Regions from separate parts of the Homo sapiens genome. Here region 2 is linked to region 1. The links are chromatin contacts, found by Hi-C or POLR2A ChIA-PET in ENCODE. All regions are on one chromosome and are shown on one strand. The core of a region is the stretch at or near the end of the contact, and the rest is flanking DNA. Distances in the headings are between cores, read along the strand shown. Region 1 holds the start of COA6 (cytochrome c oxidase assembly factor 6). Region 2 overlaps LOC107985364 (a long non-coding RNA gene).

The links. Hi-C counts contacts between places; a loop is a spot of excess contacts on that map. ChIA-PET counts read pairs that join two places held with the same protein, here RNA polymerase II (POLR2A). Pooled maps may share reads with other maps.
Region 2: a pooled map shows a loop between it and region 1 (2.8-fold over the local background). The contact joins the enhancer-like site here to the promoter of COA6 in region 1. A Hi-C loop is called at or near these places in 2 of 37 single-sample maps with no recorded cell type and 6 of 50 pooled maps. POLR2A ChIA-PET finds 5 or more read pairs at or near these places in 2 of 52 experiments (B cell and HEK293).

What each region holds. Positions count from the first base shown.
Region 1 is chr1:234,369,376-234,374,705 of GRCh38, reverse strand. COA6 (cytochrome c oxidase assembly factor 6) reads right to left here and starts at 1,250. Exons shown (of 3, transcript NM_001206641.3): 1 at 1,028-1,250; 2 at 317-476. The coding sequence starts at 1,239. COA6-AS1 (COA6 antisense RNA 1) reads left to right here and starts at 1,113. Exons shown (of 2, transcript NR_125961.1): 1 at 1,113-1,283; 2 at 1,496-1,899. RefSeq lists enhancers at 867-1,416, 1,238-2,062.
Region 2 is chr1:234,767,424-234,773,511 of GRCh38, reverse strand. The region is part of intron 1 of LOC107985364 (a long non-coding RNA gene); the gene reads right to left. Among named protein-coding and RNA genes, the nearest start is that of LINC02961, 10 kb to the right of the region's middle. RefSeq lists enhancers at 571-620, 641-810, 831-880, 901-1,120, 856-1,150 and 1 more. Within about 2 kb of position 4,636, at least 3 of the 41 ENCODE cell types and tissues checked have a DNase peak (open chromatin) inside an H3K27ac peak, as active enhancers do.

The DNA.
Region 1 (5,330 bases), core at 1-2,500:
CTGCCCAAGATTAAATACTACCCCTTCAGAAGATCCTGGAAAAGTCTACCAGTGAAATGAACTGGAATTTTTTGGTTACTGTTCATATGTTTGTTGTGTTTTTCGATGCTCTTTAATGTGTCAGTTGACATTCTCCAAAGATCTAGCTGATGTAAGTGCGTCAAATAAGGCTGAATTACCAGGCAAGGTTTTCTCTGCGCCTCAAAGAAACTGTTAATTGACATGCCTCAGAGAGCGCTTCATGTCAGCCTACCACTCACAGTATAAGCTCGATGTATCTTAACAGGGAAGAGAAACACATCAAAGTGTGACTTACCCACTGTTGGGGACAACTTGATTCGAAAGAGCTTCTTAACTTCTTGCATTGAGAAGCATCCTCTAAGTTCTCATCTAAACACTTCCAGTACTCATCCCGGGCCCCCCAGCAGACCTGTCTTTCCTTCATAGATGGGGCTGCCATTCCTACTGCGATGAAGCTGTTGGCCAAAATAATATTTGAGATTAACAATGAACTTTGTAATCTGAAGAGAAGATAAGGAAAGAGGAAAACCGTCAATCTCCTCTTCCTTTAAAACTAAAAAAAAAAAAAAAAACAAAAACAAAACAAAACCATGCTTAGGGATTTTGATGAGGCAACTGAACCCAATCAGTTCTCAGTGGCAGCATAAGGCCACCCGCTCTTGAGGCTTATCTCACACTGTGTGATTTGATCCCTGCTGGGGCGGCAGCGTGGGCTCAGAAAGCCCGGCTGAGAACTGTGGTTCTGTCCCAGTCGCTTAGGGCAGCTCATTTATTCTCTCCGAGCCCGTTTCCCACCAGTAAAGCGGGGACAGCAGTGCCTAGTTTACAGGGTTACTGTTCGAACCTAAGCGCTGTAGAAACAGGTGTGTGGGGGCCACAATCACCAAGCAGGCGATTGGAGTGCCACCCCGTTTTGCACAAGAGGAACCCGCGGCTCGGGGACAGTAAGGGACCTCCCGGGCCCATAGTCCACGCGCGCCCCACCCGGACCCATCAGCAAGCCGACCTCTCTGCCCGCCCACGTCCGGCTTCCTTTCGATGTCGACGGGAGGAAACTGTCACGCAGGCCACCAACCGGCGGTGGAGGGCGCGGTGCCGAGTCCTGCCACTGCAGGGTCGCCCCGCTGGCTCAAGCTCTAGAAGCGTAGACCTCCCCAGCCGCAAAAAGCAACTCACGCGGCGAAACCGCGGACTCTTTTGACCCTTCCGAGCTACCATTTACTTTCCATAGAGGGGCGGGACTTCCTGTTTCGCTTTTATCTGTAAGACCGACTTCCGGCCTTCAAGGGCAAGAGGGGTATATACGTATATATCATCGCACGGTGTGTCCCGGAAGGCTTGATATGCTAGTCCCGCGGGACAAGGCGAGCCGAGGAGTTTGTGTGGAAGTTTGCATCTGAGAGTGCGAGAGCTGGACGGAGTGTTACAGAGCCGCGATGCCTTCTCGTTTTGTTTTGTTTTGTTTTTGATACAGTGTCTCGCTCTTCCGCCCAGTCTCGAGTGCAGTGGTGAGAACACGGCTTACTGCAGCCTCAAAATCCTGGACCCAAAAGATCCTCCCACCTCAGCCTGCCTCCCAGGTAGCTGGGACTACAGGCGCACAACACCATCGCTTCTTGGATTAAAAGAAAAGGATGAAACGGGCCCCAGAAAGAGGCGGTGACGTCCCAGAACCCATGGCAGGGGAGTTGGGAAAATAAATATTTGTATTGTTTTAATCTCCCTTGTGGCTTTTTTTAACCCCCGAAACAGCAAGGTATTTTTAAAAGGGATGAAGAGAGTTGCTTCAAATGTTTTGAGACGTTGTTATTTTTAATATGTGAGTGAATATCTTAGAAACAAAATGAACAAGAAATAAAAATTTTAGAAAATATATGAGTTAATCTCTCAGCAGAGTCTTTATTAAAAAGCATGTTTATGGTCAGTCATCTGGCACCCCGTTCTCTTAATAGATCCCATCTGCTCCATCATCTAGTTCTAAAACATTTATATAAGATGCAATTTACAATTTTGCACTCAGTGCAGTTTGATCCATTCCAAATTCAATATATGCAGACTTTTCCGGGTGGCGATGTGAGGCTACGTACCACCAAATATGTGTTCTGCAATATAGAAAGTATTTCCCCCATAGTTAATGCACTCTCATAGTGGAGTTACTTTAGCTTTACCAGAGCCACCCCCTTCTTTTACATCATGTCTATTGACGTCAGTTTACATATAGATATCTTTTAAATATGACTGATGGGATATAAAAGGAATGAAAGGAAAGAGTCTTAGATGACTTCTGAGTCTAAAAAGGAAATGTGTTTTAAATTTAAAATTTATAAGTACCTAATGAAAAATACATATGAAACAAAGTGAAGTGACAGAATTACAAAGAAAAAAAATGCCTGGTCATATTGGGTAATTTTAACAGGACTTTCTCACTAATCGTTAAGACTAGCAAGAGAAAAGTTAAGGATATAGGAAACGTGAATAACATGATGTAAAAATGACGCAATTAATATGTACAGAACAACACGACCAAAATCAGAATGTACAGTTTTTTGAAAGCAGACACATCACCACAGTCAACCACATACTTAGTTATAAAGCAACTCAAGAAATTTTGAAAATTGAAATAATTGTCATTTTTTACTACAGTGCATTTAAGATAGAAATCAATAAAGAACTGTAAAAACAAGCCTGAATAACACAGAGACAGAGTCAATGGTATTGAGAAAATATTTTGAACTGAACCATAAAATAACAATAGCAACACCTGTGGGATGAAACTGAAGCAGCACTTACAGGGACATTTATAGCCATAAGTAAGTGTATTAGAAGAGTCTGAAAAGTCTTGAGCTGAAAATCCCTTTTCAAGAAGTTAGAAAAAGGACAGCAAAATAAGACAGAAAATAGAAGGACAGAAATAATGTTAAGAGCAGAAATTAACGAAATGGAAAATAAAAGCAGTGGTGTACCAGAGCCAGCCTGTACTGGCATAGGAGAGCCAATTGTGCACACCTCTTGGCAACTCCATGATCAATAACATCAAATAAGTAGCTTGAAGTCACCCACGATGGGACTGTTTACACTATGGAACTCAACAAACAAGCCAGGATTTTGTTTTATGTTTGGAGCCAATTCAAATAAGTAGCTTGAAGTCAACCATGATGGGACTGTTTACACTATGGAAATCAACAAGCCAGGATTTTATGTTTGGAGCTAACTCACTAGCACACCACAGCATAGAATAGGTTGAAAGAAGCCAAAAGTTGATTTTTTTTGGAAAAGAAAAATTAAAATTGGCAAACATCTAATAGCTATAAAAGGAGGGATGTCAACAATCTTTATCAAGAATGGAAACTAGAAATACTATAGACATCAAAAAAGTTAGATAATCTTGTAAACAATTTAGTGCAAATAAGATTTAGATGACTGTACAAACTTCAAGAAAAACAACTCAAAAGTAGAGAAACTATTACATAATTTGAATGAGTAGTGAAGAATCTTCATACACACAAATCCCAGGTACGTGGCTCCACCAGTAAGTTCCTACAAACTTTGAAATCATTCCATTCTTACTGAATAAGGCTACCATAACTTTTGTACTAATTATAAAATCCCCAAACCTCTGAAACACCACACACTTTGGAACTCATTTGGTGAAAAATACGACTTAAAGTAACATGAGGCTCTTTATAGTTGTTATTATCACTTAGGTGACTGCATATGCTTTTCGGTAGAAATATTAATGTATTTCATTATGGGTACTGTCCCAGTTCTTGTTGAGAATATTATACAATATATGTTGTATGTTTCATACTACCCTTCTAATATTTAAAATAGTCTATATTTCAAACATCTGGCTCCAGGGATTTCAGGTGAGTTATGTGGACCTATATAAGAAAAAATCTTTATGACTTAGGTTAAGAGGAATTTTTAGCCATAAAGGAAAGTCTCAGTAATTATCAAATGATGTGGCCGGGTGCGGTGGCTCACGCCTGTAGTCCCAGCACTTTGGGAGGCTGAGGCAGACGGATCATGAGGTAAGGAGTTCGAGACCAGCCTGGCCAACATGGTGAAACCCCGTCTCTAATAAAGATACAAAAAATTAGCCGGATATGGTGGTGTGTGCCTGTAATCCCAGCTACTCAGGAGGCTGATGCAGGAGAATTGCTTGAACTCAGGAGGCGGAGGTTGCAGTGAGCTGAGATCATGCCATTGCACTCCAGCCTGGGTAACAGGGAGAGACTTCGTCAAAAAAAAAAAAAAAAAAAAAAAAAAAAAGATGTGTTACATACATAAAAATATTGGGCTACATAAAAGTAATGGACTTTTGTTTACCAAACAATACCATGAAGCAAGTGAAAAAGGATTAGTATCCAGAATATACAAATAACACAAATCAATAAGAAATAGACTTGCCCATTTTGAAAATGGGCAAAAAGCTTAAATAGGCACAGCACCAAATGCAAATGACTAATACATGAAAGGACCAACATTCCCATTAGTAACTATAGAAAGGAACATGAAAATAACAATGCAGTACTATTAGACACCCAGCAGATCAAAAAATAATTTAAAAGTCTGACAGAAACAAGTTTTAAGGAAGAAGCAAGGAATATCCTCATACACTGTGGTAGCATAAGTTGATACAATCAGGGAAAACAGTGTGGCATTATCTAGTAAGATTGAATTATCTAGTAAGATTGAAGATACACATTCACTGTGACTCAGCAACTCTACAGAATTTCCTGTACATATGCATTTTTTTAATAGCTGAAACCATTATGCAACTCAAACTTGTATCAACAATAGAATGGATAAATTATGGTATAGTCATACTGTGAAATATAATACAGCAACAAAGAGAAACAAACGATTATTTACAATAACATGGTGAATTGCCATACTGAGACAACCAATGAATACAGAATATTTCCACTTACATAAAGTTCAAAAACGGGCAGAACTCTACTATATTGTTTAAAATAACAGTCATAAGTAGTAAAACTATACAGAAAAGCTAAGAAATGATTATCACAAATGTTCCTCTCTAGGGTAAGAAAGGAGATATGATCAGGGAGGGGCACATGGTGGGGCTCCTGGGATGCGGAGAATGTTTTATTTATGGACCTGAGTGTTCGCTTTATAATTATTCTTTAAATAAACTGTACATATATGTTTTATTCACTTTTCCATAGGAATGTATATCTCACAATTTCTAAACAAATAAAATGAGTAATTGACCTGAGGAAGGTCATCTTTAATAAATTTGATTTACAGAAAGGTAAAAATAGTGGTCACACAGAATATTTGTAGTG
Region 2 (6,088 bases), core at 3,387-5,886, 400 kb before region 1:
GTCCCCCTGCCACTTTTTTTTTTTTTTTTTGAGACAAGAGTCTTGCTCTGTCGCCCAGGCTGAAGTGCGGTGGCGCGATCTCCGCTCACTGCAAGCTCCGCCTCCCGGGCTCACGCCATTCTCCTGCCTCAGCCTCCCGAGTAGCTGGGACTACAGGCGCCCGCCACCACGCCCGGCTAATTTTTTTGTATTTTTAGTAGAGACGGGGTTTCACCGTGTTTGCCAGGATGGTCTTGATCTCCTGACCTCGTGATCCGCCCGCCTCGGCCTCCCAAAGTGCTGGGATTACAGGCGTGAGCCACAGCGCCCGGCTTCCCCCGCCCCCGCCACTCTTTATATATATATATATATCTTTCATCTATAGTCATTTCATTTCAGTTCAATTCATTCTCTCACTCTCTCTCTTTTTTTTTCTACTTGTTTGTTTGGCCTTTGGAGATGGGGAACAAGGAGTAAGAGGACTCATTACCCACAGCTAGTGACTTGGGTTAGAAGTGAAAGCACTTCTGCTGGGCCCTGACTTATTTATTTATTTTTGGCCACAGAGCCACAAGGCTCGGTCCCCAGTGAGCCGCCCGAGGACATCTTGTGGCACCATCTGTTCGCCCCCACCCACCCTCACCAACTGCCAGGCTCCGATTGTTGTTGGTGGTGGTGGTGTGTTTTTTTTTTTGTTTTTTTTTTTTAAGTTTTTGTTGATTTTATAAATTCTGTAGCTCTGTGTTTTTTAGACTCGGCTTGCTCGTGTCAACGCAAAACCAGGACAAGCAGAATAAACAAAGAGATGCTGGCAGAAGGCTGGGTGTGTCGCCTCAGGTCTACAGATGTGCTGGGGCCACACTGAGGAAGGCCCTCGTGTGCATGCAGGGCGCTGGCCGGAGCGCCTTAGGACGCATCTGAAAACTTCTCATTGCCTCAGGGTTTAAAATAGCCACACTTCCTGCTCCTCGGAGAGGGTATGCACAGAATGTGGGTGACTCACCGTCGGTGGTTTTCGATGTGTCTGTCATAAGGAGGTATCATCAAAAGCCCGGCCTGTTTCAGATGTTATTTTTTTCCACCCTCAGCCATGCGGTGCTGGGAGAGCAGAATGCCTAAACCCAGTGTTTGTTTTGAGCGCAGAAAGTGAAGACCAAATCAATTGTGCCGCAGCAAGTAAAAACTGAATGCGTGAGGGGGAAAAAACCTGCAAACAGTGTGAAGACTGAGTTTCAAGGTTCTTGTTTTCAAAAAGTTTAATTATATTTCAACTAAAGCCAAACTGTCAAAACATGGGAGAGTGATCTGCCTGCTTTGAAAATGCATTAGCCTTCTTATGTAAAAGCCAATAATTGATATCCAAGAGGAAACCAGAGCTGTGGGGGTCGGAGGAAGAAGGAAGACAGCCTCTTAGAACTGCTCAAACGACACTTCCCTATCAACTACGTGCAAAGCTTTAGATCCAGGTTTGTGAAGTGGGAAATTGGAGAGGGGAACAAAGGCAAAGCTAAAACCCTCTGTGAATGGCGAAGGTTTACAATATCAGGCCTGGTTTACGAGACATGTGGGGCCAGGGCACTGTGAATTAGAATTTACATAAGCGAGAACCTGGAAGAGATCCTCAAAATTCTCAACAACAGCTTTGTAAATAACAGCAGGCTGTGCCTTCTTCCCCCTGAGAAATGCTGGGGTGTGTCTGGGCTGCCCCCAGGGCCGGGCTAATGCCTGGGCCCTCTCTTTGCTTCCAGCCCAGCTGGTTTTCAGGTTATCTGGTTGTTGTTTTTTTTTTTTTCCAGACTCCACTCAGCCACTTCCTCCAAAAATGGACCGTCGGTGGTTAAGTCTTTGCCCTCTTCATCTCAGTTCCCATTCCTGCCTCTCCTTCAGTAATCTCCTAGAACTTTCTAGTTTCTAGCACAGAGATTCTTAATCGTGTTCTTTTGATGGCTGAGAAGTATGTGTATTCTTAAACCACTCTCAGATTAAATTAAGCTTGCACTACATAAAAAATATTGATGGAAGCCATATAACACATATTTGGGATAGAGCTAGAGCAGGCATCGAACAGATCATACCAGTTGGAATACGGTATCAAAGAGCTGGGAATTCCCGGCCTACAGCCTGGGTCCGGGAAGGCAGCCGCCATTTTCTTCCTTCTTGGGTCAAGCCACTAGCTTCTGGGAGGACCAGCCTCCTCCAGCGTCTCTGTCATTTCCCCTTGATTGCTGATCTTTGAAAACAAGCCCAGGTACCTATCATATGAATGCTGCTAGGCTTTAGAACCCTTTCTTCATCTACCCTGGTGACATGAGACAGCTATCTTTCTCCCAGTGTGGCTGATCCCCACAAATATACATTTCTTGTAGCCCAGTGTCGGGTAGAATGGACTTTCTGGTCTATGGTCTAGGACTCTCTGTTGACCTTGGAAAAGAGTTGCCAGATAAAATACCGGATGCCTAGTGAAATGAGAATTTCGGATAAACAACACATCCCTTTTTTAGTGCAAATATACCTTCAATGTTATAATAAAAAGCATGTCCCATGCAATATTTAGAGCATACTTACACTAAACAATTATATGTTGTTTATCTGAAGTTCACATCTCACTGTGCATGCTGCATTTTTCTTTGCTAAATCTGACAGCCCTTCTGGAGCCTCTTGCGTTCCGAATGAATGTGGGTTCCACGAGCCATGAACGAGAGTGAGTTCTAAAGGGAACGGGAGCCAGATTGAGGCTGTGTTCTCCTTGTAAGGTTCTCGTTGGTGCAACCCATCGTGCCAGTCGTTCTCATTCCTGCTCCATGTCTGGGGTGCTCCGTTCACACCTCTGTCAGCGTGCTGGTGATCACTGCCACAGCTCTAGACCTAAGAGAGCCATGACAATAGTTCTCAGCTTTTTGGGCTGACGCTATATTTGCTCATCTGGGGGCCTGGCACACAGCAGGTGCTCAATATATACATAAGCAGAGCTGGTGGCATAGGAAGCAGAAAGCTGGCACCAGGCTTCCTCAGGCCATGTCCAGACAGCAGAGCCAGCCTTTTGACGACCTCCAAACGTCTGGGAAGCCAGCGGAAGCCACCGCACAGCTCACACACATAATGATAGCTTTCTCCTTTCTTATCCCAGACGGTTTGGATGCTTAAAAAAATTGCTTGGGGGAATCAGCAGAGGGTGAGGGAAGCTCGGAAACCAGCCGCGAAGGAAAACAGGAAAGAAGCGGCTCTAATTAAAAGCAGCCAGCTCCCAGCTCCCTCTGCAGGGCTAGGGGTCCTGCTGAGAAGGGGAGGCTGTCCTCCTCGCCTGCTGGCGCAGGGGGCAGGCGGCCTGCACAGACCCTGCAGACGAGCCCGGGGGCTCTACAAAGAGGAGGGTCAGGGTTTGGTCAAGCTCTCTCCACAAGACGCCCTTGCCCTCACACCTCTCCTAAGTTCCTTCCTTCCCCACCCAGGCTCGGTGCTCGGGTCCACAGCGTGCATCATCTGAGGGGATCTGCAGAGCCACCTTCCGTTTCTTTCATCACAGAGAGAAGAGCCTCCTTTCAAGTTCTCTAACACTTGCTCTCAGCACACAGCATTTATTGTTGAGCGCTGTCGTTGGCCACTGCATTTCCAAGATATTTATGCAACAATATATACATTAGGACACAGCCGCTCTGTGAGATAAGTCAGTAGTGCCCCGTTAATTTTATAAATCCAAGAGAAGGCCCAGAGACGGTGAACAATTGGGCCATGGTCACACAGCAAGCTGCGCATTTGTATAATACATGCGTGGTAGGCGCAATTGAGGCACTGGAGAGACAAAGATGAAAAAGACACTGTTCCCGGTAAAATGGTAAGGAATGCAGACACATCTTGAACCAACAGGAATACAGTGGGAAAAGAAAAGAGATGCTGTATGAGATAATTAATCGCATGCAGAGGAAGAAGGGAGTAGTTTTGCTAGAGAGCGGGGGTGTCAGGGAGCATGGCTAGGACATAGTGGCGAGGTTCCAGGTCAAGCAGCCTGTCAGTGCTGAGGTTAGGCCTCCGAGTAATGGCAAAGAGACATCAGACAGATGGTGCTGGTCAGAAGGGCCAGCTGGCCTGGGGGGCATGTGGTAGGGAGAGAGGAGCAAAGGTTACTGCCCAGAACACCTGAGTCCAGTGTTGCCTCTGGCATTCACAACATTTGGACAAGTGATCTTAAACTCTCTGGGCCCACACCTGAGTTTCTCAGCTGAAACTGACTGGGACTGGATTTGATCCTGTAAGAACACTGTTAGCGCTAACATTCCAGGATTCATCATGAAGCCGTGAGCCCTCGACCATGGTCCATTGCATGGATTCAAACTTAGGCTACTTCAGGCCCAGCATCGTCCGTGGAGACGAGCATTCAATGACTTACTGATATTTACTTTGCACCTATTATGTACTTGGCACTGTGCTGAGCCTAGGGCCCCAGTAGTGCGGAAACAGACACTGGGTGCACTGGCAGGGACTGGAGAAAACCAGCTGCAGACAATATTCATCCCTGCACCAAGTCCTTCATGGTCTCTGCACACTTGCTCACCATCACTTCTGCTCCACGAGTGAGCACAAAGCGATTTCTGGGTAATTTCAGACACACAGCTTCAGCAGGTTCGCACTTTGATCTTAGCAAAGTTGCATTCTGCTGCTCTGGCACGCTCGGCTCCTCCTCAGGGCGTGGGAGTCAACGTTTAAGTAGATCAGAGTAAGCGGTACCCTGCTGAAGAGGTTTTTCCAAAGCCTGTGGTCAGTCACTGAGGGGCAACATAAGGAGGGGCAGGTTCCCCCCCCAACAGACTCACCCACCAGCCAGCCAGCTCACTGCCTATGGGTGGGCGAGGTCTCTCTCCCTTGAAAATGTCTGTAGCACCCAGAAGAGGCCCTGTTCAAGGTGAGTGCTCAGAAAACTCTGTGGTGATCAAGAAAGAGTAGTTGAAGTAAGCATTTCTATGCTGATATTTGATGCAAATGACTCAAAGGAGTATTTAGACCTTTGGGGAAAAGGTATTCTTTAGACCCTGGGACATGGGGCAGAACCAGAGGGAGGCAGAAGAGCCCAGTGGCAATGGCGTGCGGCTGGGACTTTCCCTGCTTTGTTTGGTGCATTAGAAGATAAGATCACAACTCAGTTCCTCATGATCAGAAGAGCTGGCCGGGGGATCAGGCATCCCAGTTAACCGGGGCAGAGTCCCATTCCCCACTGTTGTCCTTGCCTAATTATGAATTGTTCCCCTTTCATTCTTAGAAGTGTCCTTGTTTGAACAGTGTATTATGTGGTCACACTTGAAGAGATAAACCAGATGACTACTTTGAAATCTCAAATAACTAGGATAGAGGAGCCAAGCGTCAGAAAGAATGATGCCCACCCAGGTCCTGTGATGTGACCTAGAGCTGGCCACTTCAATGCAGCAGTCTCTTTCCCAGAAGCTCAAAGTGCTTCTCAGTTAGGACTATTTTCATCAGTTCTTACCCCTTCCCAATGTCAGGTTGGCACTAAAGTTCCGGCCCTTAGAACAAAGATTTTTGAAACCCCAAGTTGCCACGCACATTTTGGAAGTCCTTTTTTTCCTGCAAAGTATCTGTCCCTGCCTTTCCAGCAAGCCTTCATCCATTCTTTTCCATATCTCATGATCTGAGTGCTGTAGAGTATATTTTATGAGGAGAGAGCTGCACAGAGCTATCTCAGAATTACTGCCTCTGAAGGGAGGTCAGGGGGCCCTTGGGATATGGTAGAGAGGACCTGGACCCTGGAGCCATGGAAGCCTTGACTCCAATTCTGCCACATTGGCCTCATGACTGAAGGCCAGGATTTCTCATGAGTAAAATGCACATATGGTTGATGAGAGAGCTAAACCAGGAAATGAAGTAGGGTGACCAACTATGCCATTTGTTCAAGACTATCCTAGTTTTAGCTCTGAATGTCCCAGGAAATCCCTCTGACCAGGCACACTGGGATGGCTGGTGACCTTGAATGCTGCCTGATATTTACTAACTACTGAGTACATTTTAGTTCTCTCCCCTCTTCCTGTAAAAAAGAATTGCACTATTAATGGTGAAATTTAAGAGAGAGTGATAGATTAGTTAGTGGTAGAGCTATTTGTGG